Linked DNA regions of Homo sapiens: region 2 is linked to region 1. A link is a loop called in an ENCODE intact Hi-C map of the cell type or tissue named here. Cell type or tissue: PC-3. All regions are shown on one strand. Links, peaks and the distances in the headings refer to the core of each region. The heading gives the core; the rest is flanking DNA. Region 1 overlaps HMCN1 (hemicentin 1). Region 2 overlaps HMCN1 (hemicentin 1).

Region 1 (14,188 bases), core at 2,539-7,538:
CTTTTCAGTGTACTTCCCAATCTAGTATCTGCATTTCTGTGTCTTGGAGGTTTTTTCCTAGAACAGGAAAAGGTTGTTCGGCTGAGGAATTAACACCCCTCGGGAGCAGCTATTAGCACCTGAAGGAACACACTCCAGGTGTCCACTGTGGGAACAGGCTTAAAACACACCCTTTGTGGGCCTCTTCCCATTCCTGTATTATCTCCTCTCTTCCTATTAGCATTCCTTCCAGCTGTCAAATAAACAACTTGCTCTAGAATCTTTCTGGGAGAACTCAAATGAAGATATCCTGTACATTGTTTACTCTTTCATTGTCTGTTTCCTTACATAAAAAATGGAATTAATGGGATCATACTTCAAATTATAGAGCTGCTGTGAAAATATGTGGAGCTGATATACCGTAGAAATTCAAAGAGCCATTTTTCATGCCAGTCAGTTTTTTTTTTAAAGAATAACTCCATTAATGTCCCCAGTTTAAAGAATGAATGTTTACCTTGTAACTCCATTCAAATCCTAAGATACTAGTTTTTTATTCTCAGAACTCTAAGCCCTGTAGGAAAAATAGACACTCTTGTGTAGATTATTTCAAGGTGGATAATAAAAGGGCATAGGTGAAAAGGCATGTGAAAGAAAATCTGGTAACTTCTTAATGAATGGGCCAGAAATGGCCCTTCCTGCCTGTTTTTTTTCCACCCAGTTCCTTGCACATAATGCCTGGTATTTATTGAGTGTATTAGATTGACGAGTTGTTTTGCTGCTACAATATTTTAAATAAATGTGGCCAAATTTTATGTAATGGTTATTTTGACTAACTTGCCAAAAATATCACTAGCATTGAGTCTGACTTTTTGTGACCACAGTAGGAAGGAATTAGAAGAAGTGTCGAGTCTCTTCATCCCTCAAATACTTTAATTTAAGCATGACTTAGCCAGCGGTGTCTTGAGCTAGCAAGTCCACTGGAGTAATTTTTTCTTGCTTTCTGAATATTGACCTTAAGTAGTCCATTATTGACTGTGAAATACGTGCACGTGAGGCCATTCTTCCATGTTAGTAGCAATTTATTGTGCAGTACTTGTACCTATTTCCAGGTGATTTGGACTGGTACCAGTGGTATTTCCTCTAGTAAAACTCTTGCCCAGAGGAGGGATATTGCATGACTGTTATTTTACCTTGTGCCTCACACAAATATTCATTCAGTCATGCATTCAATAAACATTTACTGACTGCTCTTGGCCATGTTCTGTGCTACTTACTTAATGGACATTACGCACATTTTAATTGATAATTAGAACAGAGAAGTAATGAGGATTAGTTCTATGAGTGAGCAGAGCCTTTGATCAGGTGATGAGGTGATGAGAACTCTGTTTAGACAAGTCTCTAAGCTCAGTCTCCTATAATTAAGGGAACAATAAAAAGACACAGTATCTATTATTATTTTATCTTAAATGTTTATCTAGCCTTCACCAAAAGAGCCTCCAGCTCAGATTTACAGCATTTCTAGTGTAGGATTAGTGCTAACAACAACTAAACAAAGAATAAGCATTATAATGAAACTTAAAAATAACAAACTTATTTTGCTTCTATATGAAATACCAAAAGAATGTATCAGGTTGTTACAAAGGAAATTGAACTGAATCTGATGACATAAAATATTGCTGTTGACTTTGGATTTCCCTTTTGGATGTCTAATGAATGATAAATGTTTTACATGTGCACTTTCTCAAGATGAGAAATGTCTGATATTAGATAGTGTTTCCCTGGTGCTATCTCCCATGCACTGGACTATCTGGAAAAGGTCTGCTCTATCACTGAAATTAATATTGGCTTTTTGAATGTTTCACATAACAGTTTTTATCCCAAATATGGAGAACGATCTATCTATTACTTAACTTTACCTTGAGGCTCAAGGACCACCCAATTGAGCCTCAAGCCAATCTTTCTAGTTATCTTCTATCACTTGTCTTTACATTTTTGTCAAATATAATTTTGTACTGTCTCTCTCCCCCCACCACATTCTCTTACCCCATGCTTTCTTTCAAGCTGTTCCTTCCCCTTATAATGCCTTTTCTTGCATTCTGACTTATAACTATCCCACAAAGTTCAGCTCAAATGACAAAACTTTCATCAAACTTTGTCAGATTTTTTTTTCCCTAAAATGTTCTTTTCTCTCTGGCTTTCTATTAAATTTTTCTGCACTTCCCTTTTGGATTAATTTCTCCCTTATATCATTTTTATTTCTGTACATATTTTCTCTGTCTCTTTTTCTATAGACCAGATTTTGCCACTAGTATATGCCACAGTGCCTGAGAAAGAACTATATAAATATTTATGAATAAAAATTAATACATTTATTCTGAGGATATCCAGGGAAGCAGGCAGAAGAACTGGTTTACTTAGCCTGTAGTGGAGGTGCTAGCATGGAACACTAATACGTTTACGATTTAAAATGATAAGAGAGTGGCAGTTTCTTTTCTTCTGTGATTTTTCTGGTAAGTACTTTACTGTTCCATCTTAGGGCACTTTCACTAAGCAGAGATAAAGAGTCAACTCATTTGTATAATTCACATAAGTACTCAAATATTTTAGGTTTCCTCTGATGCAGGTAAAGCATGTTAAAAAGAAGTAACTGGAAATAACATAAAGTTTTATTAAAAACAGAAGAGAAGATTGTTTTATGCTCCTAAATTTCCATTTGTAGGAAAGCTACAGATCATGGATCTTATTTCTGAGAAGCAATATGATTTTTCCATTCAGCAACTAATATAGAGTATTTGAATGTAACCACAGAAACTCTTGAGCCAAATTTTGTCCTCTGCTTTTTAAAGGAAACTCCCTGCAAAGACATTAAATAATTGTCAGCACCCAATGGGTTTAGGTGGTACAAATGTTTATATTAGTCTAGGATTATCAGTGTGATCATTTAATTTAACATATCCCCTGGGGTATGTTTCTATTAAGTACATTTGGATAAACTGTCTTTAGATAATCTCCCAAGTACAGAAGGGTGTGTACCCAACCGCATGATTATACTGGGATTCTGAGACTAGTAGAAATATTTTGGTTTTGGATAGTTATGTTGGTAGCCAGAGCCTACTAATGCCTTTTCTACTGGGTAAGGATATTTTAAAAATCATACTCAAGTGGCATAAGCTTGTTTAGGAATCATAATTAAATTAACCTTGAGTCTAAAAGGACCACACATGAAGATTATTATGCTGGCCTCCTATTAGTCTTTCCTGGTGACTCTTATGAATAAGCCTGTAGTCTATACAAGGTGTGTTAAGTAAATAGATTAGGTGTAGCATTAATGTTTTGGGTCAGTGGCATGTTTGATAATAGATTTTTCCTGGAAAATTTTCCAGTTTTTTGGCCTTCCAATATCGGACTGTCAACCAAATAGAATGCTTCCTTTATAAAAAAGACATGTGTACACTTAGGTACACATGCACATTTTTATGTATATGTGTGTGCATATGCGTGTGTGCATATGTGTGTGTGTGTGTGTGTATTTAAGTAGAATTTATGTTTTGGATACATTTCCTAATCACACATTTCTCCAAATGCATAATGCCCAACAAAATAATGGTATTTAAATCTAGCTTCTATGATTGTGTCTTTGACACAATGCCTAGCTCACAGTAGGTTCTTAATAAATATTTTATTGAAACCATCTATTCTTTAATTTGTAAAGAATTCAAAACTTAAGAGCAAATACTTTGAAAAGAGGTCGACATCTATTTGAATTCAAGATTCATTACTTAAAGTCTTTTTGTTCATGGAGAAATTACTTAACCTCTCTAAGTCTGAGGAAAGTGGGGGAAAATAGTGGCTACCCAATATTGTCATGGTTAAATGAGATATTGGTAAAGTGCTTCAGCAGTTTCTGACACATGAATTAGTTGTTACTAAAAATGTTGACGCATGAATTCTGACACAGGTTAATTAGTTGTTCTCTTGAATACATGTAAATCATACATTGTATCTTTACTTTCTTTTAATGCATATACACTGAATTTTTCTTTAGTTTTTGTGTTTGTCTTACTTTGGGCACATTTACTATTTTATAAAACATTGAAACTCTGTTGGAGAGAGAAAAACCATCTCTATCAGTCAAATTTTAATTCAATTTATAAAAGGTAAGGTTTCATATTTAGTGCTAGGAGGAATTCTCCCTGGCTTAATACAAGAAAGTTAATTCCTCGCTAATGTTCTGTGTTCCATGGGGTCTGGTAGAGTATTCTGCTTCACAGTCACTCAGGAACCCAAGCTGATGGAGGCTCTGCCATAATTTAGAACATGCAGCATCTTCAGTCACTTAATGAGGAAAAAACCTGGAGGATGTGGCATTGAATAAATAAAAAGAAATTTGTGTTACTTCTGTCTCATCCCAGAAGTGACACATTTCACTCCCTTATTACCCAGTAGGCAAGCTGTTATCATGGCCTAGTGGTATACTAGAGCTAGCTCATAATGACTCATGGAGAGTCAATGATACATTTCTCTTCCTAGCTCTGTGTTCAGCAACATCATGTTGGGAGCTAGGAATCAGCTATGATGGGAATATTTACACCACAGAAATTGAAAAATGCCAAAAATTAGGGTTTTTTTTGTTAGAGGGGAATTTACTAGCACCCCACTGACCTGACTTTTCCTAACTGAAAAGGTACTCAGAAACATAGAATGGCAAAGAAATAGTTGGAGAATATTATTGTTTTCTATGCCATAGGGTGCAAATCTACCTAGAAATTATGTTATTCTAAAATACCATGCACAGAGTTAGGTACCTGAGAAAGGCGTTGAACTTGGAATAATTGCCATTTAAGTTGCTGTCTACACCTAGGTAAATATCATTTTTTTGAACCTCTGTTTCTTTGTAGTGCCATAAAATTATCTTTGGACATAACAGGGTTTTAAGAGATAACGTGTGAACATACTTAGCATAATGCATCTAGAAACATTTAGTGAATTCTTGATGAGTATAGCATTAGCTGGTCTGAGGAATATCTAAGAAAAAACATCAACACTAGGCATGTGGATGGCTTTCATGTCATTTATTAAACCTACAAAACCTACACTTATCACGTGCCAGCTGAGTGACATTCTGTGGGTGATGAATATGAAATAGTTACTGCCTTGAAGGGACTTTCAATGTAGGCAGGCATTTAACAGGCCTTCTTCGCCTTTAAACTAAGAAGTAAATCCATCTGCAGTAGAGCTGACCAGGAAGATCTAAGCTGAGATCTCAGAGGAGCAAGTAATTTTCCGCTGGAGCTCTCCATGGTGCTTGTTCAATTGTCCTTCAGCCTGTCCTGCTCCTTCATTCTTGGCAGTCTCACTCCAATTGAGAAACCTAGACTCTGGTTCACTCTGCTCCTTCTTTTCCCTTACTGCATTGTAGGTCAAGGCTACCTATTTACAACTTTAGGATACCAATATATTATCTCTGTATTAGGGTTCTCCAGAGGACAGAAATAATAGGATATATACATATATGAAAGGGAGTTTATTAGGAAGAATTGGCTCACACAATCTCAAGTCAAAGTCCCACAATAGGCCATCTGCAAGCTGGGGAAGAAAGAAGCCGGTAGTGACTCAGTCCAAGTCCAAAACCCTCAAAAGCAGAGAAGCCGACAGTGAAGCCTTGAGTCTGTGGCCAAAGGCCCGAGAGCCCCTGGCAAAGCACTGGTGTAAGTCCAAGAGTCCAAAGGCCGAAGAACCTGGAGTCTGTTGTCCAAGGGCAGGAGGAATGGAAGAAAGCATCCATCATGGGAGAAAGATGAAATCCAGAAGACTCAGCAAGCCAGCTTATCCCACCTTCTTCCACCTGCTTTGTTCTAACCGTGCTGGCAGCCAGCTAGATAGTGCCCACCCACCTTGAGGGGGGTCTTCCTCCTCCAGTTCACTGACTCAAATATCAGTCTCCTTTGGCAACACCCTCACAGATGCACCCAGAAGGAATACTTTACCAGCTATCTAGGTATCCTTCAATCCAATCAAGCTGATACCTAATTTTAACGTATCACTAGTATAACCTCATCTTTGCCAAACCGTGACCTTACCTCACATCTGCTCACACTGCAGCAGCCTGTGTATTCCTGACTCAGACCCCTTCACAACTTAATGAACGTGATACTACTCACTCAGAGGAGTAACGTGGCTCATTATGTACGTTTAGAAATTTTATGAATAAATTGACTTTGAAACACAACTCTTCCTAGCTCAGATAAATCCTGTTCAACATCTAATATCTAGAAAGTTTCCTGTTATTCTCTGAGACTGAATGCTGCTGCTAGATTTCCCTCTTCTTATCTACAGAAGCCATGAGGTTAGGGTAACTCTGCAGGAGTAATACTTCAAGACATTCTGTGGTGGAAAGGTGCTTTTTGTAGCCATATTCTAATTTTAATATAACCCACAGGTTGAATCTAGATGATAAAAAAAGACCAAATAGAAAGACATTAAGATAGTAATTTTGGCCTCACTAATTTTAGGACATATATATATATATATAATTTTATTACATTTATAAAAAATTTATTAAAATGGCTAACATAATTTGGAAGAGAAGGGAAGGGAAAGAAATATGGCTGGACCTCCTCTTTGCTTGACTCAGTTACAGAATTAGCTTAATTTTCTTTGCCCCTCCAAGACCTTGGTGTCATTTGGTTCTCCTCTAACCCCATCAGGTTCATAACTCATGAGACTCCAAAGTCTTCTCCCAGCACTCCTGCAGTTTCCTAAAAGCTTTCTTGCTTATGTTCTCATTGCCTTCTGATTATTTGTGTTGATTATACCTTTTTGTACTTTGATGCAGGGCAAAACTCAGCCCCTTCAAAATATCACAAGAAATCTAGCAATAGCAAGCATTCTGTGAATTTGGTAGATTTACTCGTAGATTTGGGGGCTATGTCAGAAAGCACCTTGTGCTTTTCCTGCTCTTTCCTTGGCCACCACCCCCTTGCCTCCCCAGTACATTTCTCTGCTTCTTTCCTCTGGATAGTCCCAGAAGTTCCATATAACTCTCCTCCTATTGTGTAAAGCAGTTCAGCATATTTCAACATTTACCCTCAAACCAGCATAATTAAATTCATTGAGATCATCATGAGAAACGCGTGGGGTAGCTGTAGAGTTTGGTTTCTGGAGCTTCACCGAGTTCAGACTCCAGCTTTGCCACCTGCTGTATCTGTTACTTTGAGCAAGTCACTTAACCTCTCTTATTCATGAAGTGAAGATGGTAATAATACTCTCTCACAGGGACTTTTGTGAGGATTAAAAGTGAGAATTTGTATAAAAAATTAAGCTTTATATATAGTGTGCATTTTGTGCACATTAGTGCTTTTTTCTCCTCCCTTTTCCATTTATTGGTGGGTTATACCCTCATACACAAAACCTGTTTGTTTCTATTACACTAATATTTTTTAAAGGGAGCTTAGACAAGAAAGAGGTGAAAACAATAGCTTACTTTAATAGATATCAAACTATTGGCACTTTCTCATGAAGAAATTTATGTGGTGTTTAGTGTTCCTAAAATACTGTTCAAGTATTAGAATTCTTTTCAGAGAACAATTAAATAATGATAAATGCATGAATTAACATCAGAGGCTATTTTAATACTAAGCTGTTTTAAAAACTTTAAATTAGCTCATTTTTTTTCTTTTTATTGTATGTTTAAACCAGTGTTAGTTTATTTGGGATGTCCTTTGTTTCCGTTACCCTGGTTAGCCCAGAGTTGGATTAATTGCATATAAAAATGGACTCACTTGAAGATATCTTTTATTTACAAACACTTAAATTCATCAAAGACATTCCTACTGTCTACAGTATAGTATAGACACATGAAATTAAGATATTTTGTTATTTATTACTCTTCATATTTTAGCAGAGCAAAATACTCTTCATATTTCCTCAGAGAATAGTAAACCTATATTCTTATTTTGCATACTTTATTACTTGGTGTGGTCTTTGAAGGATCAAAGTTAATTTTTATTACATTAATTTTATATAATTTATAAGGGGCTCCCTCTTCATCAAATCTACTTTAACGTGTTATTTAGTAATAGATGTTAACATATTTTCAAACACTTGTATAATTTCTGTTTTTTTTCACTCAGCTATTAAGTACCACATTGTTGAAAACCACCTTTGTTAGTTGATTTATGCACAGAACACTTGGCAGATGATTAGCACTTAATAGCAGTCATTTGGCAAATTACGTGTCATATTTGCCCTTAGTAACCTCAACAGCTGTTTCATCATAAGGGACTTTCTGAGGAGCAAGGCAACTAACAGTAATATATGATGTTAGTGAAAAAATAAAAATTAACTCACCGTAAGATCAAGCATTCTGACTGACTTACATGAAATTAGTAGGTGATAGTGTCTTCACTAAAGCTCTACATTATCTAAAGAAATTGACATTAGAATTACCAAAGTTTTATACAACCCTACAGGAAATCCCTGATTTAAAATTGAGTCATGATCCATAGTTTCCTTTTTTAATTTATTATGTGGAATTCATAACACATATTCATTGACAAATAATGGGATAAGGGTTGTACTAAGATCCCTACACTTACACATATAATCTTTTGTAACCTTTATGCAAATGAGCCATAGTAACTAGCTGCATCATTTATGCTAAGAATATAGCAACAGCTTTCATGATGATGGGTTTTTTTCTTCTTTCTCCCCTTCATTTTACTACCCTTTGAGTTCTTGAGATTCTGCTCAATGAGGAAGAAACATGGTAGCAACAGGGACAGATCTTCTCTTCCTTCTTCTCCACATTGCTAAATAACAAGGAGTTGCAGTGATTCAGGGAATATTGCGTAGTTTGCACAGCTCTGGAAGTGGCCCACTGGTAACCATGGTGTGTGAATTCATCTGGCTGTCCACCAGATTAAAATGTATATACACAAATACGGCTGTCTACCAGATTAAAATTTATATATATATACTTCCAGTGCATTCTGTCATTGCTATAATACCTCAATATGTGCCTTCTCAGTGTTGAGTTTGAAATTGATAATTGGTACATTAGAGTTGTGTGAATTTTTTCTTTCACTCCCATCTCCTACTTCTACTTAAATGCTGGAATTATGTGGTCATTTTATTTTGAGACAGAATCTTGGTAATCTATGTAATAAAATAATGGTGAACTCTTGTTCATAAGTCTTAGGTGGTTTTTGAAATGCAAATTCCTAGACTGCCCTGACCTAATATTCAGATTCAGTAAATCTAGGCTGGAGCTAAGGACTTTGCATTTTTAATAAATGCTGAGTGCCTTTGCTAGAACACTGCTGAGCTGAGGATGCCAGGTTGCCAAAATCTGAAAATGGTCGGCTCTATTGCTTGCACTGGCTGCAATGTCCTAGAGGCAAAGAAGAAATAAATATTTTCTAGAATTGAACCTGGATGTATTTGTGGAAGAAGGTTTCAATATTTGCTAAACATCTACTATGTTAACAATAGTGACCAAAACAAAGATCCATACCCTCATGGAGCTTTTACAGATTTATTTCCAGCCCATTCACTAGTGACTAAACCCTTACATCTTTTATCATTAGGCATGAAACATATTACTGAATTGTTTTTTAGAGCTGTCCCCATGGGGTATGTATTACGAAACTTGCATTTAAAATATAGAATCCTAGTTATGTTGAGAACATCAGATCAGAGCCTCAGTTTTTGGACATCGATCCTAATTAAATATTGTGCAGTTTCCCATACTGGCGAGGGTTGCATATGACCAGCATACTGGATCAACTGCTGACCAGGTTTGTCATTAAACATTTTCAGACCTCAAGCAGTGGAAGGCACTCTGTTCGCATTACTGGCCTCAGTACTATTGATTTCCGAGCTGGCTTTTCTCGAAAGCCCACCCTGGACTTCAAAAAAACAGTCAGCAGACCAGTGCAAGGTTTGTATGTGCATATTATTTAAATTGACATAATAGATATCCAAATGAAAAATATTTCTCAGACTGTCTATAATTTTATAATTTTGTAGTATTCAATAAAATTGAGAAGCATAGCTTTAAATGTGACTGTTCTCTTGGCCTAATCACTTTCTCAAAGTGTAATCCCAAGACCACTGATATAAAAATCACTCAGGATGCTTGTTAAAAATTAAGATTCCTGGACCCCACTCCAGATCTCCTGAATTAGAACCATGGAAGGTAGGGCCCAGGAATATGTACTTTAGTGAGCACCTCAGTTTATTCTTACACTTACTAAATTCTGAGAATTACTAACCCAGATCTTGAGATTTTTTTCCTTACCGAAATCTATAAATTACCTATTGTCAAGGTAAAATGTGTGTATATAGCTGAAAAATTAAACACGTCACATATCATTGTATTTCAAAGATAAAATTATTGATTTTTAAACCTTGTCCTCCTCTCATTTTATTCATACATTGAGATTTATAGTTTTCTAGCTGAAAAGAAGCTTAACTATAATGTAACAGTTAAAATTTGTTCATTTATTTTTATTGCTGCATTTTCTGGAAAGATACAAAATAATTTATCTTTAAAAGTATTCATGTGATCAAACATATAACAATTTTCACGATTCTAATTTTTTTTACATGTAAACATAGTTAAAATACTATAAAAGTTATTTCTTAGGATTTCCTAAGTTTCTCTGGTCATGCATAAACTGTCTTTTATGTAGAAACAATTCTGCAACTGATCCAGAAATTGTAGGCATCCTTATGGTACTCATATATTATTATCATGCAAATACTTATTTGATATATAACTTCAATTGCTTGTTTCTTGTAAATGATAACAAAATCTTTCTCTTGTAGGAATACCTACCTATGTACTGCTCAATACTTCTGGAATTTCCACTCCAGCTAGAATAGATCTTCTTGAACTTTTGAGTATCTCAGGAAGTTCTCTTAAGACTATTCCTGTTAAATATTACCCACATCGAAAACCTTATGGCATATGGAATATTTCTGACTTTGTACCACCAAATGAAGCTTTCTTTCTCAAAGTAACAGGCTATGATAAAGATGATTACCTCTTCCAGAGAGTATCAAGTGTTTCCTTTTCTAGTATTGTCCCAGGTGAGACATCATTTTATTCAACATTGAAATATTGACAGTTTAAGAGGGTGATGTTGTCCCATAGGTAAATAACGGACTATCAAATAAAAAATAATGTCTTCATATTATTACTGCATCACCAAATTGATGGATATTTACATGTACGGTAACACAGTTTTTCTTAGCTGTTAAATAGCACATCCAAAGTTTCATGTTAAGTCTCACTGATTGCAGATCTGAGAATTTTGATTAGTCAGTGTAAGAGCTGGAACTGGAAAATTCTGGTACTATCTTTTCCCCTAAAAAAGCCAGGCAGATATATTTGCTTAAACTATCTAAATTGGCTAAATGTTTATATACAATTGTCAGAAACTTTCTGCTCCATAGATGGTAGTTCATAGTAAACAACAGGTGATCACTGCCTTTATTTGTCTAGTTGATTAGTTAGCTAGTTAATTGTACATTTGCTACTATGTAGAGAGGAGATTACAGGTGAGATATTATTTGGAAGCATCAGGTAGCATTTCAGCTTAGCTGTACTTGAGCTATTTTTCAAGGCTCATGACTGAACTCTGACCCAATCTTTTTTTTTTTTTTTTTTTTTTTTTTTTTTTTTGAGACGGAGTCTCGCTCTGTTGCCCAGGCTGGAGTGCAGTGGCGCGATCTCGGCTCACTGCAAGCCCCGCCTCCCGGGTTCACGTCATTCTCCTGCCTCAGCCTCCCGAGTAGCTGGGACTACAGGCGCCTGCCACCTCGCCCAGCTAATGGACTGATAAAGATACAGAATTGTTTATAAAATTGTATAGTACTATTAGTGCTATTAGGTGGAGGGACGAAAATTTATCATTTATACATAAGATAGTGATTTGGGAAATTCAGGAACAATTCTATAGCTATTGTTGAATAGTTGTAGAGTGGTAAGAATAGAACCAACCTCAATATTTCCTCATATACGATATTCAAATTTGGCTTAGCCCCTAATTTGCTACAAAATCTGATGGATTCCTAAAAGTCATTTTTTACATTTATTTTGGAAAAACAATTTGATTCTGAGATATGTGGGTTCTTAAGTTTTTGAAATAAAAACATATTCTAAAATTGATATATTGTTGCTTATTTGGTAGTATTTTTTCTATCTTGGTGGTACAAAAAAATACTATGTCTTAAAAACTATGATGTCTTAGATTCAATGAATACTGTAGTAAGGGGCTCATAAAGATATCCAGAAATCAACCAATTTTGAACAAATAAAGATAGAAAAAGTAATTTTTAGTGATCTGGGTTAATTGGAATGCAGAGGATTTACTGGAATAATTTAAGTATAAAGATTTTGAATGGATTAAGAGGCAGTACTTAACATCATTGTGACCTTCTTGCTTAAGTTTTTTGTTTTTGTTTTTGTTTTTTTTCCTAGATGCTCCCAAAGTTACGATGCCTGAGAAAACCCCAGGATACTATCTGCAGCCGGGCCAAATTCCCTGCTCTGTTGACAGTCTTTTGCCCTTTACCTTGAGCTTTGTCAGAAATGGAGTTACACTTGGAGTAGACCAGTATTTGAAGTAGGTACATGTTTCTGTCAGTAATAAGATTCAGCATTTAACATGTAAATATAAATAGACTATTATTGCAGTGTACTTTTTCACTGAAAATTCTCACTTGCTACATAGTCTGGAATATAGCAGTGAACAAAATGGACACAAATCTGTGCCGTTGTGGAGCTTATATTGTCATAGATGGAGACAGTAAACAGAAGCTAAATATAATAATATAATAAATGCTTGAACATATTCAAATGTTGACTCATGTGTTATAGAATCTGAATGTTTTTTAATTTGTGGGTCTGTTCTTAAGACAAATACAGAATTATGAAAATGATGTTAAGTACAAAATCTTGAAAGGAGACCTTGCAAATGAGAGGTCCTGAAGCTTTAGCTTTATTGGCTTCATGGTAAAAGTGTTTCTGAATCTGATTTAAAGTGTTATGATAAGTGAATCTGGTAAGTGTAGAGCGGGTTAGTTGGGTTGAATAATGCCGGTAGGTGGAGTGGATGTAGCATTGGCCAATTTGAAATCCTAAAATTCAGAGTAAGGGGCATTGGAGCAAAGACATAAAGATGCCAAGAAAGATGATCAAAAAGGTATCCAGAGAAGGGTATTCAAACACCAGGAAGAGCAAGTGCAAATGCATGAAGGCTGGAGTGGACTGGGCATGTGGGAAAGACAGACAGGAGGAGGCCAGTATGGCTGAAGCCCATTGAGCCAGGAGGAGAAGGGGAGCAGAGAAGGTCAGAGAGGCATGGTCTGTGCTGCAGGTGAGTGACAGGTGGGTCACAGCAGGTGTGGCACCTGCATATAACAATCAGCAGGAGTAGGCTAGAGGCACCGACTTTTCCTTGTGAAGTTGGGTAACTTTTTTAGACAAATACTAGTAATTTCATGATAAAAACTAAGCAAACCTTGAAAACTGGAGAAAAATATTTCTGGAAAGTGTTGCCTTTTAACTTACTGTGAAACAAACAACATTTTGGGAAAATCTCTGGGAATTATTGTTTTATCAGACTTTTATACTGTTAATTCAATATCAACATAACTTCCATAAGATGTTAAATGTTTGACAGTCTCAGCTTATACAATCGCTTTATGGGGAGTCATTTTAATCAAAAATTTATGGCAGGAATATTCATCATAACTAGGACATTTTCTACTCTTAAAGATTAAACTGTATTATTTCCTGCCCCTTACATAGTATATCTTAATGATTTATTTAGCTGTGTATTTAATAACCAGCAACGTAATTGACCGGGATATAAAATGATGAAGCTACATAACTAGCTGGTGAAATCAAATAATTCTGTTTTATGTTTAAACAGTAACATTTTTCAAAGACACATGAGATTCTTTAGAAACATTAATTCATTAATTCCACACAGTTCCTGGGAGGTAAGCCATGAGAATTCTTTTTCTCATTTTTCCAGCTCTGTGGCCCAGAGATATGACATGCTTTGCTGACATGTATTAAGCTCTTTGGATGTGACAAGTTAGAGACAAAATTAGGCATGAGTGATGATAGACTGATACCCTAATCCTGATTCACTCTCATGTCCCTGCCCTAGATTTCCTAATAACATGAAACATG
Region 2 (17,676 bases), core at 6,178-11,177, 54 kb after region 1:
AATAATATAAATGATGACTTTATAAAGTTTGAGGTTATTGAGTCTTGAATTCAATAGCTGGGACCAAGTGCTTCCCAGTACTTTGAGCTGCAAATGTAGCACCAATCAGTTAGTTTAACTTGAGTAATTGAAACGAGGGTAATAAATTTTCTGTGAGGTAAAATAACATAGAATTTCAACAAATCTATTAAAGACATTGTCCTGGATTTAACAGAAGAGAGAGGTCAAGAACAGACCAGTAGCTCTAATTAAAATGTGTTCAGACATTCTTTGTCATTACTTCCATTTTTGCCAAACTACAGTGGGAAGTATTTTATTTCACTGGGTGCTTTTTAAAAGCATTGAATCCACTCATGCTCCTACAGTATAATAAACACGTGGAATATAAACAACAAAGTATCCAGCCATGGGGCTTCCATTACTCTGGGTTTGGCAGTGAAGAAGTCATACGTGTGATCCAGCCAGTTGAGCCAGATTCTATTCCTAAACGCCTTACAGACTCACTGTGTGACATGAGACATTACATCTCTAAGGTTTTCATTGTGATGAACCGTTTACTATAGCAATCCACCACATGGAGCAAGATTGCCGGGGTGCAAATTCCAGTTCTTCCATTTACTAACTCTGGCTTTGGGTGAGTTATGTAACCTCTTTGCTCACCTGTAAAACAGAGATATTAATAGTATTTAACTCATTAGGGTGAGGAAAATTTTTAGATTAAAATAAATGTAAAGTTTCTAGAGCAGCGGCTGGTATGTAGTCAATATTGGATACATGATATTATTATTATTATTGCATTTCTGCTTATAAAATAATGATGGTAACCATTTCTGCAATCGACACCAAAAATATAACTCTACAACGTTTGAAAATATTTTAAAGGAAAGCACTATATTATCTTGATATTACTATTGTGGCATTTTCAATTTTATATTCTTTTTGTTTTTTATTCATAGGTATAGGATGACCTCAGATGGTACCTTATTTATCAAAAATGCAGCTCCCAAAGATGCAGGGATCTATGGTTGCCTAGCAAGTAATTCAGCTGGAACAGATAAACAGAATTCTACTCTCAGATACATTGGCAAGTATAATCACTTTAAAAGGCAATTAAAATAGGATGAATATCACATCAAGCAATGCAAAAGTACTTTTTTGAAATATTAATATTAGTAATGCATACATGGTATTATACTTTATTATTCATTTCACACACTGATTGAAGCAAATATTGTAACCAATTTAAGTTAAAAGTTCATAGAGTGAAAAGCTTCATTAGTCAACAGAAATCAAGGAAGCTTCCAGGTTATGGAATAATTTCATATTGTCCACAAAGTTCTATCTTTCCACTGTTCATCTGTTCTCTGCAATATTTTACTTTTAAATTAATAAATTCTATTTCCTTTCTAGCTTAACTTCCATTTTATAATTTCTACTTATATTAAAAACTGTGTATAATATAATTTTTACTTTTTATCTTCAATTTCCCTCTCCAAACTTAAACATTTATTGGAAGCGTACTTCATGAAAATTATTCTACAGAATATTTCTATTTAATTTTGTCTTTCTTAGTCAAATAAAGGATAAAGGAATAATATACTCAGATCCAGGTTATAAATCGTGAATAATCAATGGCTAGCAGTCCACCCTTTCATTCATTCTTATTCAGTCTCATTCACAGTAAGATAATGAAACTGTCAGTAGAGAAGCAAGGATTCAAAAGAGATAATAAAGATAGAGAATTGTACTTGAAGGTATAGGTGAGGGAGAGAACCAAAATGTCACAAGTATTGAATTGAGAGCCTGGAAAGAAGTGGTCTCATAATTTACATAATGGGGGTGGATATATACGGAAATATAACAAGGCAGACAGACAAGTACTACAGTGGGAGGTTGGCAGAGGGGAAGACTAATTCAGACGGAGGAATTAGCAAAGATTTCTCAAAGGAGACAGGATTTAGGCTCAGTCTGGAGGAATGAGTGGGATTTGAAAGGTTGTGGCAAAGGGCATTTTAGAAAGAGGAAATAGCTTTAGGAAAGGCAAAGAAGACAGGAGAGTAAAAGTCTGTTGTATTTTGGGCTATCAGTGAAGCTCTGTACCTTGTGATAAGTGAGGAACTGTAACAGGGTAAGGTTAAAAAAAAAGCTATGCACCCATTTATAATTTTTGAAAGAGAGTCTATGGAATTTTGAAGGCAGTAGGAATCACTGAAGGTATTCTAGCAGAGAAATTACATGATCTGTGAGAAGTTAACTTAGCTTTGTTTAAAAATACCTCAGCTGAAGCTAGGAAGTCCTAAAATATCTCGTTAAGAGAAAATGTTTAAGTAAACTGAACCATTGGGCAAGCAAGTGAAGCAAACGGAGTGAAGAACAGAAATTTAGAGAATGTCTATATTTAGCATCACAGGGAAAAGAAGGGTCAAAACCAGGAGACTCTACTTTTTGTAAATGCAAATTTTAGGCTTGGACTGCAAATATCTTCCTGTAGTTAGACATGAATATCCTTAAAATGACGTAGAAAATGTTAACAAATTCATCTACGGTTGTATCATCCTCAAGTCTTAATTTAGCTGTCAGTCTTACCATTATCCCTCTTTTGACTATATTTTTCTTAGAATTATTCCTCTCTCTGTTCTTTTAGTATTGTTTCTCTAAGATGTATTCTGATTTCTAAGATGTTTCTTTCCTTGTATAACTCTTTTTCATAAAGAACTTTCGATTAGTTTCCTAAATTTTTTGGAGTTTATGATAATTATTTTTTGTTTTAGTCATTATTTTTTTCCTGATATCATTTCTTTGACCTTGATAAATGATCTTTTTATCACATACACCTATGTGCATGTGCATTACAAGAGTTTCTTTCGGTTTATAAATATTGAAATGGCCACAAGCACATAAATTTTTAAATTGGTTCATTTAGTAAACATAAACAAAATCCATCTGGTCTTGTGCTAAATGTTGACTATTTGCGTTTTTGTTTTTTTCAGAAGCCCCTAAGTTGATGGTAGTTCAGAGTGAGCTCTTGGTTGCCCTTGGGGATATAACCGTTATGGAATGCAAAACCTCTGGTATTCCTCCACCTCAAGTTAAATGGTTCAAAGGTACATTTCTTCAATATGTTTGTGTCTGGTTCACTTAGTTTTGTTTTCTTTTTAAAAAAAATGATTTGTTAAAACTTTGTTTTGGTGTGTGACTTAGCAGCCCCATAAAATGTGTTTATGATCTCACTGGAGACAATAGTTCAAAATTCTCAACTCTGAATTTCAGGATTTGACATCTGGTATGGATTACAGGACTGTAAAAATCAAAGCAGGAAAAGTTCGCCTTTGCTAATCCAGCTGAACATTCTCTTTGTTAGTTTAGGATTGTTTCCTGAAGAAAATTGTCCAAGAATACTCAGTTAACGTTTAAAATAGCTCCGCTGATTTTAGTTCACTTTTCTTAGAGATGATGGCTCTCACTATTAAAAAGTTTTCTAGATTCACAAGGATACTTTCTATAAAGTGTTCAAATAAAGATACACATTGAAGCTTACAGATAGTTGAAAGACAAATTATTTATTGATAGGTCAGCTACATCATACATGGTAAATGCTTGTCTCAACTATAGAAATTATCTTTCTATATTTGTGTCATAAAGATTGCACCTCTGTGATTCCATAATAAAATAACAGTTATATGCCACTTGTCCTTGGTGAGATACACTTGGATTCTGGTTCCCGCTCAGATGCTGACAGTAGATATCTGTGTAAAAAGCCCTGCTTCTGCTTCTGTTTCAGTTCTTCCAGTTACGGGAAAAAGAAAAAAAATCCTGCAAACACCCTAACTGGGAGGTTGCTAGGATTATTGAGATGCTGTTTGCAAAATACTTTTAAATTTTCAGATGAAAAGTGTTAAATAGTACAAAGCACTATTGTTATGATTCTGTTTGTTAAATCACAAACATTTCCATAGCAACAGGTTGATGTCATAATCACAAAATTAGGAATTCACCTCAAGTTCAAACTCTTAGGGAACATGAGGTGAAAAAGAAAGGCTTTATGTAGAAAATAAATAGTTTTAAATAATATAAATCAAAAGCAAGGTGGAAACTAGGAAGTAATGCCATTTTCCTGGTTGTCCATACTGAAAGATTTTTAGTCTTCATGTTTTCTCTGATAAGAAAGCATTTCTGAGTTTGCTCCTTAATCAGGTTTATGTTGGTTAACATAAACTAATTTTACTTTCTTAAAATACTTAAATTTTTGAATTGCCAAAGAAATCAGTACCAATTTCAAATTTACATCATAATTAAATATATCAAGAAAATATGTTATAGACAGTATTTCTTTATTTTAAATGTCATTCAATAGTTTATCATGAAAATAAAAATTCAAAAAAGTAATGGAAATGCCAACTTCTATATATGTGTATATAGCAGAGTCTCACAAACAGTCTTTTATTCCCCCAAACTGGGACTGTGCTCCTTAATCAATTAGTCTTCATGCCCATCTTAAACCCAGAAATAGCTTGGAAACTAAAAGAGGAAATAGGGAACTAGGTACCCACTACATGAGAGATTCTAGAATTTACTCTCTGTTTCTTATCTCAACTATAGATATTACCGCTCAGTGGGTTCAATAATCTATCATTTTGCTGTCCAAGTTATGAACCAACAGAGATAGAATATGGGCATTTGATACATTGTAAGATGTGTTCCCTGGGTTCATCAATAATAGGCAGAGCTGCCCTGACCTCCAGGATCAGGTCAACTAACATACCCTCCCAAGTTACAGGCAGACAATTTATGCATAAACAGAGTAGAGTTAGGACCACCAAGAGCAAATCTAGGGGACAAACTCCTGTGAATGCAAACTGGCCTCAAAATGGAGGGGGTTAGGAGCAGGTGGGCTTTCCAGTCCCACCTCTGCTGAGGACAAGACACCAGGAAGGCTGGGAAAATGCTACCTTATGGAAACCATAGGGGTGAGGAGGAAGAGTTCCTGCCTTCACCATAAGAATATCTTTTTCCTCATACCTTCCTTGAGGTGATTCTGATTGAATAAAGTAGGTGTTTGAAAGAAAAAAATGAACAAACTGTATTCCATTCAGACCATCAGAGAAAAGGAATTCCATAAGCACAAATGCTCTCTTAAATTTTAGATCTTTTATTTTTAGAAATGAGCAATACAAAATGGGTTCAAAGGAGAATCAAAACACTACTGAAATCTTATAAAAAGTATATGTATGGTAAAATATTAAAGAAATTAGATTTATTCATTTAGATCTGTTGTTCCTAAAATGTGGTTTGGAGACTCTAGGGGTTCCCACAATTCTTTCAGGGGATTCATGAGATCAAAATTATTTTCATAATAATACTAAGATGTTGCCTTTTTCATTCTTATTATCTCAAAAGTGAATAATGGAGTTTCTGGAGGCTATGTGATGTGTGATGTCCAATAGAGTCAGTGGAGAAGCAAATATGAGCATTCAGCTGTCTTGTATTACACTACATTAGAGATTATAGAGATTTGCAAAATGTGAAACACTGCCACTCTTCTCACTAACTTTCTCATGTTTTGAAAATACAATTTTAAAAATATAATATGTTCATTATGCTAAAATGTCATGCATTTATTAAAAATAAGTGAATGCATGTTTTTAATTTCTCAGTTTTATTTCTAAAATTATATATATATATATAAATTACAAATAAACATAATCCACATAAAAATTCACCAGGGTCCCCATTAATTTTTAACAGTACAGTTAAGAAGTTTTTAAACAAACATTTTTGATAACTACTTATCAATTATTTGAAAAGATCTTATGCCAGAGATAATGATCTCTCTGTTAGTCTTTATATCCACAGAGGCCAAATTGAATTTAAACTGTAGAAAAAAGAGAACTCTCCTCAATGGTAATGACTGTAAACCCTAGGATATATTGTCAGTAAAGTTTATATATTTTACTATGTATAACATTCTTCTAGTCTTACCTAATATTAAAAGTAAATAGTCACTATTTTACTTCCATCTGAAAGGTTCTGTATTTATAGCTTCTCAATAATTTGATGAGTAACTTTTCAGTAGAAATCAAGAAAGGAGAATCTATCAAAATGTGATTAAAACAGAAACTTAATTGAACTAGTTTTTTCCAATTTATATTTTGTTTCATGACTGCTATTCTTTAAACATTTTTATTTTGATAGAAAGCTACTAGCAAAAAAGTCTTTATTTTATCCTGTTAATGTCCTCTGACATTTACAGAAGAAATATAAAGGGAAAGTGAATTCCAAAAATCTAAATGCATTTTAGTCCAAACATTTTAATACTTGATGACCAGTGAGGTCAGATTGCATCCTCCTGTGGTGTGAGGAAAGTTTATGTCAACATCATCTGCTTTTATTTATAAAAATTTCTCAGAGGCATATCGACACAGCTTTAGTTACTGCTCTCATTTTCACGTGGTATGTAGTAGCGAGTTTAAAAGCATGATTGAGGTTTTAAATATTGGAATGCTGAAAAATACTTCATTTTAGGCACTGACGGTTGCTGATGTAATTTTTTTCTCAAATTTAGAGCTCTTGTGACCTCCTTGCCTTTGAAAATTATATAAGCAGAAAGAGAATTGTCCATTTGTTGCCCCGAGTCTGTTGGCTGTTGCTGTTTGCAGTCTCCTAGAGAATTTTAGTACTAGCTCCTGAGTTGTGTTTGCTTCTTAGAAGCTAAGACAGTTACTTCCATGGTCCTCATTCCAAGGTCAGATGGCTGGTGTATGATATTTTGGAGAATACCTTTTCAGGCTTGACATCTGGGAATGCTATGAAACTCTAAGAACAATGGCCCTCAAGATTCCTGGAAGTTTTTAAAATCCTGACATGTTTGATGTCACCCTTTACAAAAACAAACAAAAAAGATGTGGACACTGAGCTGGCATTAAACATCCAGTACTATGTACAGTACTATGTACTTTTTTATGATAGTGGTCATCCTGATTAATTCTATTCTTTGGAAAGGAGATGCCCTGGAGGAGGAGGAGGGGAAGCATAAGGAAAAGCCTAACCTAAATCATAGCTTTGTTGAGACATCTTCTGCCTTCAAATAAAAGTCATTCTTGGGAAATTCAAGGCACTGGTCATTAGCAGAAATAAAATTCCTCTGGTCTCTCAAACATCTACTGAGTAACCAAATGCATCCTGCCACAAAGATGGTAGAAACTTCCTTTCAACCTTCATTTCCCCACTCCCTTGTTACCTAAGCTTTGGTTATGACTGCCAGGCTTTCCCGGTTCCCCAAGGTATCTTCAAAGAGCTCCTCCTTTTTTATTTAGTTACACATACAGATATAAATAGAAAATATTCATACACAGTTTATTACAGGTCTGAATTTTAGACTGTAGAAAGTGTCTATGTTGTGCCAAACACTTGTGTTTAAAAACTTTGCAATCAACTTTATTTGGAAGTTTTGAAATTAAACCAATAGCTGCATAAACAATTTTAATACTTTAGTGTTTAATGTTCTCCCCTTTGTTTTGACTTAGGAGATCTTGAGTTGAGGCCCTCAACATTCCTCATTATTGACCCTCTCTTGGGACTTTTGAAGATTCAAGAAACACAAGATCTGGATGCTGGCGATTATACCTGTGTAGCCATCAATGAGGCTGGAAGAGCAACTGGCAAGATAACTCTGGATGTTGGCTGTAAGCCTCCAGATCTTATAGGCCAATTTGTTTAGAAATTGATATGTTATTTTTCATGTTTAATAACCTTGAAATGGTTTGGTAGAATTATTCATCAGAATGGCAAAATTAGAGGGTGCATTTCAGATTAATAGAATAACAGTAGTTAGCATTTACTAGGTGCTTTCTTTCTTTTTTTTTTTTGATACGGAGTCTCACTCTGTCACCCAGGCTGGAGTGCAGTAGTGCTATCTCGGCTCACTGCAACCTCTGCACCCCATGTTCGAGCAATTCTCCTGCCTCAGCCTCCTGAGTAGCTGGGATTGCAGGCGCCTGCCACCATGCCCAGCTATTTTTTTGTATTTTTAGTAGAGGCGGGGTTTCACCATGTTGGCCAGGCTGGTCTTGAACTCCTGACCTCGTGATTCCCACCCACCTCAGCCTCCCAAAGTGCTGGGATTACAGCCATGAGCCACCACACTGGGCCACTTTCTAGGTACCGTTCGCTGTGTCAAAAAATTTATACGGAAAGATCCTAAAATTATCTCCTTTTTATAGATAAGGAAACTGAGGCTTATAAAGGCTAAGCAACTTGATCAGAGTTACAGAGTTAGGGAGGTGCAGAACCTGGATATTTGAACTCAAGTTGCTGTTTCCCTACGAAGAGTCATCCATTCTGCCACCGAATTTCTAAGTATCAACATCTGGAGGCCAGAAATTATACTTTGGCCCAAGATCATAATTTGAAGATATTGATGACAGCAAAGGTATCAGATTGTGCTTTTACTTAAAAAAATTCAATAGCAATTACTCTTCAGTGTATGAAATAAAGTACTACAAAAAAATGTCAATCATAAAATGAAGATACAGTGTATGCAAGACAACCATATGTAGGTTACTCAAGAAGTTTGGTCCTCCCTTTTTTGTCTACCTCATGTCTCTTCACATTGTAGTCAAACATAAAACAGAGTTCAGTTTGTATGAAATAGAACCTGGCATTTAATTTTTAAGATAATTTAATATTTGTGTCACTTAGAACTTATAAAATATGACATTGCATTCAATTGTCCTCTATTTTCACTTGTATATGATGATATTCATGCCAGACTGTTTTTTTTAAAGCAAAAGTTAGAACTGTAAAGAAAATGCTTTTTATTTTTCTTAGAATATAGTAACACAAAACATTTTAGTTCCACTGTTTTAAGTCTTTAAATGAAAATTATGTCCTCCTAACTTGATATTTGTTTCATGTAAGCTAAATTTTTGCTTTCTGGGATCTTTTATGATCCCCTTGCCCCTGAACTGTCTGGTGAACACTCTGCATTCTTGGTGATTATGCCCTTGGGGGAGAATCAACAAAGCTGGAAATGACCACAAAGACCACTATAGAATCTGTCTAGGACACTGTAACACGTGTTTGAACCATGACTAAACTCTGTGGTTATTAAGAGAAATGCCTTGAAAATAAGATTGGAACCTCTGGGTGGAGGGTAGCTCTGAATCTACTAGCAAGCAAGATGTAAAACACAGTAATGCTTTTAGACATGTAAGGCCCAAATAAAGAGGGTCACTACATAGAGAATTCTTGTTTACAAGAAATATACTGAGTACAACATTGTAATTCTCAACATTTTCTAGTTCTCCTTCTACCTCCTTCCGGCACAGATATTTTATGTTTACTCAACATTCTTTTAGACTTGTCTGGCTCTAGAGGAAGAGAGAAACAGTCTCAGTAATTTTTCCCAACAAAAAGGTAATTGCACCCTCAGTCCCCTCAAAGTTTGTAGAAATCCTAAGAATCTTTTGCACATGCTTCTTTGCTTACTTGCTGCCTTCTTGGTAATCCCTTTTAGCTTCTGGAATTTCCAGATTCCTTCTTCCATCCAGTGATACACCATATAAGGGTTCACACTATCTGTGTTGGGGTGACTTACATTGGATTAGGAAACAACCTAACAAATGTTTCGTATTTATGCTTTATTTCTTGAACAGAAGTGAATTTTATTTTATCTTCACTTATACTCAAGATCTTCATTCTCTGTGACCCTTTCTAAAACAATGGCTTTTCAACTTTTATTCTAGTAATTGTCCTGACAGAACCATCAACATAAGCCAAATTATTTGTTTATTGTAACCTTGACCATTGTTCACAATTGCCAAATAACTTAGTGTTAAAGTCAGTACCATTCATGTTTCTGTTATGCATTAACTATTTCCATATTCGCTGTTAGATCTTTCTCTTTGTAGCTCACAATGTTAGGAGTTGCTTCATTTTTGAGGTTTGCTTGTCACTGATGCTACCTTGGCTGCCTACCTAGTGCCTGGTATTCTCATTTGCCTTGTTTTGTGATACCAGTACATATATTCTTTGACCTTGTGCTTGTTTTGTTGAATAACAAAGGTTGAACAGACCTTGTCTGTTCACATCACACTATTGTTACATATTCTAGCAGATATAATATGTAAATGCTAAGAACCATGCAAATCACAGTTGCAGTGATAATTATAGTTATCACTATTAGGTTTAAAGGTAAACACACATCAAATCAAAACTTTCCCCAGAACTTATGTAGTGGTTAAGTAAATGGTGGACTCTGACAGAGAATGGGTTTTCTGCCTAAACTTTCCTCATCTATAAAATAATGATCTAAGTGGTACCTACCTCACTGGTTGGTTGTAAAGATAAAACGAGACATCATCCTAACGTACACCCAGCATATCAGCTGTTACTGCTGTTCCTCTAAAGCTGTTTAATGAAACATGTATCATGTAAATGAATATTAACTTCACAAATTAAGTGGTCATTTTGATTCTTTGAACCTTGAAAAATCATATGGAAATGCCTATATAATAGCAGCTTAGTATTTAAGATTAAGCATTGGGATTTTAATGTGAAAGTCACCATTTCAGCTTAATTTTTTAAAGAAAGGGCTTGAGACAAGTTAAGTACTAAGCTTAGTAGTGCATAAAATTGTTCATTTGAGTTCCAAAACTATTGGGCATAAATTTAAGTAGCTTATGACTTAGGAAGAAAAGCATGCTTTTATCCATATCATTTAGCTATTTGAGCTTTCAGATTGTTTTTGTGGGCATATTACTTCATATCAACAATACTAGATCAAAAAATTATGAAAAGGCTATTTAATACGATTTTTGAGTTCTAGCTTCTTGTAGTGAGTGCCCTTTTTCCTATTACTTATTATCATGGTTTTAAATTATGGACATTTCAGGTCAACAGGGAAAGTTACCAATGATTTTTATCCTTTGTAAAAAGGGATAGTGGACTGTGAAGTCATTTGGAAGGAAAGAGGACTGGCTACATCAAACAAAAAGTTGGCTTGGCAGTGATTTTATTTGTAGCATTCCATACCACACAGGGTTTGAGACTTAGACTGTGGTTTCATGCTTTGCGGTTTGGTGGAACCAAAACAATGTGTCCAGTCATTTTAGGAAAGAAAATCTCTGACTAAAATAATGCAAGAGTCACCACATGGAGTATATATATATTTAATTTTCCCTAAGGGAACTAGAATAATTTTATGGAATAATTTTTGCAGCAAGATGGTCAATCTGTTTGTGATTTTTATATTTGCAGAATAATGTGTGTACACAGCCATATCTATATGTAAGTTACAGCAAAGTTATACTGTGGCATTAACCCTGTGCAGATCTCAAGATGCTTGCAAACAAATACTTAGGATCTCAGAGGATCAAACATCATCCTAACAGACTCTGTGAAGAAGCCAAAATTGAAATTAACCATAGATACATTAAACTAACCACAGAAATTAACCATAGACTTATTAAACTCCAGTTGAGATTTAATAAGTTAACTCTATAATATGTTTAATGAGTGTTTATATCTCAGTGATTATTATATACTAAATGATTAATAAGATCATCTCTTTTAACAACATGAGATAGGAAATGTTATTATGCCTTTTTTGTTCATGGGGATATTTTAACTGGAGGAGGTAAAATAATTTTCTCAAGCTTAGAGTTGCCATTTGAAGCCACTTAGTGTGCTCTTCACCTCTCTAAGCAAACAGCCTCCTCTGTAGAAGCACCGTGCACCGTACTACACTCACTGCTGTTCTTCTTCCCCATAGTTTCATTAATGTATTTACCATCTACTCACTGTAATTCACTTGGAGTTCATGTTGGCTACATTCAGGAGTAGGAAGTATTTAAAAAGCTTCTTGGCTGTATTAGGAGTTGCTTCATTTTTGAAGTTTGCTTGTCATTGATGCTGCCTTGGCTGCTTACCTAGTGCCTGGTATTCTCATTTGCCTTGTTTTGTGATACCAGTACATATATTCTTTGACCTTGTGCTTGTTTTGTGCATAATGCTGTTCTCAAAGCTGCTTTACAATGGATGACTTCTCCTGTCTTAATTGAGTTTTGTTGGTACAGATTGAGGTTTGTTTATCCTTTTTAATTCCAGTTTGTTCTTGGCTTTCTTAGTTCTGAAAATTGAAATCTGCCTTCATTTTCACTGATGCCTGTGTTGTAATGTGTCAGTAAACTGGGTATTCTTCCAAGCAGTTGGTTGATTCCAGGCTTCTGCATATCTTTGTGCTGTTCTGGAATTTGTTTTCTGTCCATCACCGCATTTACCTGCCCATACTCTGAGGCTAACATATCCAGAAACTTTTAAACTTAACTTCCATTTTTCAGAACAGCCATCTGCTTTAGAATAAATGATTTCCGTTTATCCAGAGAAAAGTAACTAGGTCTTAGAGACTTCGTGTATTCGTCCGTTCTCACATTGCTATAAAGAAATTCCAAAGACTGGGTAATTTGTGAAGAAAAGAGGTTTAATTGGCTCACCGTTCTGCAGGCTCTACAGAAAGCATGGCTAGGGAGGACTCAGGAAACTTATAATCATGGCAGAAGGCAAAAGGGAAGCAGGCACATCTTACATGGCCAGAGCAGAAGGAAGAGAGCAAAGGGGGAGGTGATACACACTTTTAAATCACCAGATCTCATGAGAATTCACTCACTATCCCGAGAACAGCAAGGGGGCAATCTGCCCCTATGATCCAATCACCTCCCACCAGGCCCCTCCTCCAAAATTGGGGATTACGATTCAACATGAGATTTGGGCAGGGACACAGATCCAAACCGTATCACTTAGAATAAGCAAGCTATGAGCTATTCTATTAACTATGTTTAAATATGTTTAAAATATGTTTATTTTGCCTATTATTTTTATAAGTCAAATTTCCATATAGATGGATTAAGAAAAATCTAAACACTGATACACGATTTATTTATAAAAATATATTGTTCAATTGTGGTATTTAACCTAATTTAATTTTGTTTAGGTTCAATAAATAAATAAGAGGGCTCTGAAATTGCCACGTGAAAGTTCAATGTACTGGGTGAAGGTTGCTGTACACACTTATGCACCAGACACACACACACACACACACGCACACACACACTGTGTTATTACTGAAGTGTTGTCATACTGATTTCAAAAATTCATTGACAAATATCCAGTGGCCATGAATAATGCCCAAAGTACTATGTTAGCTGCTGTAAAAGATAAAAATATGGTTACAAATATAAACTCTCTAGGAAATAAAAAACAAATGTAGTCTAACAACAGGTTGAATGTGGTGATTGCTATGAGAATGGTAGAGAGTGAGTTTTCTGAAACTTTAGAGAGGGAAGAAATCATGCTCATCTCAACTGGTAAGAGATGGCATCATAGAGGAGGGGCCTTTTAAACCAGATTAAAGATTGCCAATATTTCAACAGCCAGAGATCAATAACAGACATTACATTTGTGGGAGATGGTAATAACAAGGTACTGATATGAGAAAGGTCAGTCCTTGCTTGGAGAAGAACAAGGGATGTTGATTGCCCAGGTAGTAACATTTATAAAGGGAAATAATAGGAGATGAGGCTGCAAAGTTGGAGGAGGTTCTTTAACCTATGCTAAAAAAGCATTAATGCTGCTTGAGAGACAACTGTACATCAACTCCAGAATTCCCATGGGAAGAAAAGTGATCTCTGTAGGAATATTTATGAGCCTGCTAACTAGTGTGACTATGAGCAGTTGTGAGAACCCATAGAAAAGGGGAAGTTAATATAATCACAAAGAATGGTGACTCCAAAGTTGAACTGACTTGGCTTTTAAGCCTGCTTCCATAATTCAACTCCATGTGACACTTAGCAAATTAACTATCTGTGTTTCAGTTTCTTCATCTATAAAATCAGAGTAATAACAATACCTACCCCATAGAGATATTGTGAAGATTAAATGAGGTAATAATGGACAGCACTTAACACAACCTCTGACTCTGTAAGTGGTAATTATCATTTCTAACCAAGATTTAACCTTGACTTTATCAAGGAGCCTTCCCTAGGGTACACCTCTTAGAATCCTATATGAGCAGGTTTCATCCATTGCCTCCAAAAGTACCCTGTATATTTCTCCTTGCCTGGTGTCTCATCACCCATAAGTTTCCAGGATGTATTGAGAGCCTCATCTATTTGAACTTGCTGACAGTATCCTCCCTAAACAGGATTCCTATGTTTTCCAAGATGTGCCTCTGATGTATTTCTATGTCTTCCTCCCTGATCTCTGTGGTTACCTGAATTACGTGGATATCTGTAGCCTCTTATCTATAATTTTTATAGTTTCTGAATCATTTCTTAATTCTGACTAAGATATTAAACTCTTCCTATTCTCTTTTTATCAAATACTACATTCTGTTACTTTGATTCGTATTATTTATTCTAATATTTAAATTTCTCTAATTCAAAAATGTGAAAGGTATGAGAAGCAAGAATATGATATTGAACAAGGATATAATTTAGGAGTAAATAGTGTTAGCTTGTTATATAGTGATTATAGAATAATGAACTCTGGTATAAATTAATTTAAAAATTCAACCAAAGGAGTAAGTTACGGAAAGTGTCAAAAATATCTTATTATAAAGCCAACTTATTTATAAGATAGTCTTAAAGTTTGAGCAATTTGACATAAACTGAAATTGAAAACAAATTTTTAGAGTGAAAGATTCTCTTTATTTAAGGTTATTATAATTTGAAGTCCCATGCTTTTTATCATCTATCACCTTAAGGAAATGGTTGGGCTTCTAAGTGTCTCTCTTCATTTATAAAGCAAAAAAGAAACACCCACTGTTTTTACCTAAGAGAGGAATATCAACAGGGTAAATTTACAATATAATATGAACAATAATTCAAATTCAATGATTTGACAGTTTAATATTTAAGTTTATGTTTAATATGCCTGTATAATATACCGATGACTTATTTGTTGTTTGTAATGTCTTCCAGCACCTCCAGTTTTCATACAAGAACCTGCTGATGTGTCTATGGAAATTGGCTCAAATGTGACATTACCTTGTTATGTTCAGGGTTATCCAGAACCAACAATCAAATGGCGAAGATTAGACAACATGCCAATTTTCTCAAGACCTTTTTCAGTTAGTTCCATCAGCCAACTAAGAACAGGAGCTCTCTTTATTTTAAGTAGGTTGAAGGAAATATATTTTGTACGAATATGTACTTTTATGTTATATATTTATGTTTTATACATAGGTATTGCTATTTAAAATAGTATATTAATCTTGCCAACACATTTTATGTTCATTGCATTTTACTTTGAAATAGTACTGGCATTTTATATTCGGGAATTGTCATAAATGAGTTATATTTTATTCAAATGTATGTCATTAATTTATCATAAGGGCTTATGAAACAATATGACTTCTTCATATCTTACCATTTCTTATTGCAAATAGAGTCATCTGAGCCTTTACATAGATAAGTGGTCACATTACCTTGATTCTTGTAACAATTGTTGTATAGAAAGATAAAATATTACTATTAGTTAACTTTATTTATTTTGTCAAACAGTACATAACAACATAGGGATGCCTTGGAATCTCCTTTATTAAAAGCTGTATCCACCTGAAGCAAAAGATCCCTGCCACCCCCACAAAAGTCAAATACTTTCTTATCTAAAAATTTTATAAGCTATTCAGTATTCAGATATTTGGAAGCACCTTCTATTTTTTCAAATAATGCTAAGAATAATTGCATGGTGTTACCAGAGGAGGAAAAGCATTTAGATAATTAATTGCATTTTTAAAAATAATGGGATGTTTGGGGTATTTTATAGAAAGCTTTTAATCAGTTACTGCTAAGTTAATTATTTTAATTATTTTTATTTTTATATTTTGGGTGGGTACGGGTTCTCATTCTGTTGCCCAGGCTGGAGTGCAGTGGCATGAACTTGGCTCACTGCAAACTCCACCTCACAGGTTCAAGCAATTGTCCTGCTTCAGCCTCCTGAGTAGCTGGGATTACAGGTGTGAACCACCATACCCAGCTAATTTTTGTATTTTTGGTAGAGATAGGGTTTTACCATGTTGGCCAGGCTGGTCTCGAATTCTTGACCTCAAATGATCCACCCACATCGTCTTCCCAAAGTACTGGGATTGCTGTCGTGAACCACCATGTCTGGCCCAAGTTTATTAACAATATTAAATATACATTGGCCACTTAAACTTCCAGATATAAATTAAATTGTCTAATAACAAGTGCTTCAGTGTTCAGCTCTGTGGTGAGCTCTGTGGTGGACAGATTCAGATATAGGGTCCCTCACTCAGGTAGTTTGCAGTCCATTCTCTGAGTGGATGCCCATGAAAGGAGCTACTGGGAAGTACACATCAGATTGGGTCAGATTGTGCATGACTTGAATGTCCAGGTGAAAAAATGGATTTGATGAGCTAGAAGTTAGAGAGCCCCATTCCAAGTTTGATAGGCAGGAAAAGGTACATGAAAGTACTGTTTCAGAACAACACCGCTACAAGATAGGAAGAGAGATGAGAGAAAGGGAACATTGAAAAGCTCAAAGAGTGATGATGAGAAACAACCCAGATGTTGATAAAAAGTGAGACCTGAAAACAAATTGATTAAAGGAGACAAAAGAAAAGGAAGAATAAAAGAGCTCAATATCTTGAGCAACAGTTGCCTAATTGTCGAAATTAAATTGTCTGGAAGGAAATTAGTAATTAGAAACTTGGTTCTCATGGTATGTTGTATTTCTACACAAATTAGCCCAAGAATTCGTAATATGAAAAATATCCCAGTTAGAACTAATGTATGATTTATTAATGGGGTGGTTTGCTGAATTTTTATTTCCAAATGAATGTTTGCTATTTAGAGTAGATGCTACCTTAATTTACCAGATGCAGTTCTACAATTAGATGCATATGGTTAGCAGAGGAGTAGAAACTTTGTCATGGTTCTTTATCTGAGATAGTATGGGACTATGGATGCTGGAAAGCTGCACTTTTCTCTGTTCAAATCTTATCAATAGATTAAACTGCTCATTTTGGTTCATATATTTACAAGATTATACCCATTCCCCTATTTAAAATCCTCTCCTTCCTTCCTGATTGCTCACAAGACAAAACCATACTCTTGAGAATGTACCAGCCCACCTCTTCAACTTCAGTCTCCTGACTATCCCCACGCAACCTATAACTCAGTAGTCCCCATCCTCATGGCTCCAATACCCTCTTTAATTACAAATATTTTGTAATATCATTTTATTATCTTGAAAAATTCTATATATTTGATCTAACTACATAATAAAAATTATTTTAATGTCTAACACATACAAATGAAAAATGAGGGAAAGTAATTTATACTAAAATAATGCATATTTCAATACGTAAATACTCTGGCATTGTCTACAGAATATGAAGATACATTTATGTGGCATCATTATGAATTCAATAGCTCAAATGCAGACTCATGCAGGAGTATAGGATTGATGACTCAAAAACTCCAAGCTGGTGAAGTGATTTTCTAAGATGATGTGCAATTATTACTAAAGTTCTGTCTTTCTTCTGCACATACAGAATTAGGTTGCAGACTCATGTAGTTACAAACAAAGTTATGAAATACACACATTTCAGTGGGAGCTTCAAAGTCGTGCTGGACTTGGGATAATTGTTTCTTTGCG

Evidence for each region. A loop is a pair of places that touch in the nucleus more often than their neighbours do. Peaks named below come from ENCODE experiments on the same cell type or tissue, not always from the same donor. Only the 100,000 strongest peaks of a DNase experiment are listed, where the experiment ranks them.
Region 2: it touches region 1 in a loop (10-fold over the local background); 1 of 110 quality-filtered maps calls a loop at or near these places.

Annotation. Positions count from the first base shown.
Region 1 is chr1:185,912,581-185,926,768 of GRCh38, forward strand. It overlaps HMCN1 (hemicentin 1), which reads left to right. Exons shown (of 107, transcript NM_031935.3): 7 at 9,799-9,919; 8 at 10,810-11,073; 9 at 12,467-12,611. Among named protein-coding and RNA genes, the nearest start is that of HMCN1, 190 kb to the left of the region's middle. RefSeq lists a silencer at 5,077-5,371. In PC-3, for the core only: no CTCF peak of the experiment used is centred there; a DNase peak (open chromatin) is centred at 4,431.
Region 2 is chr1:185,962,812-185,980,487 of GRCh38, forward strand. HMCN1 (hemicentin 1) reads left to right here. Exons shown (of 107, transcript NM_031935.3): 13 at 957-1,084; 14 at 2,991-3,104; 15 at 7,524-7,682; 16 at 14,976-15,170. Among named protein-coding and RNA genes, the nearest start is that of HMCN1, 240 kb to the left of the region's middle. In PC-3, for the core only: no CTCF peak of the experiment used is centred there; DNase peaks (open chromatin) are centred at 9,060 and 11,050.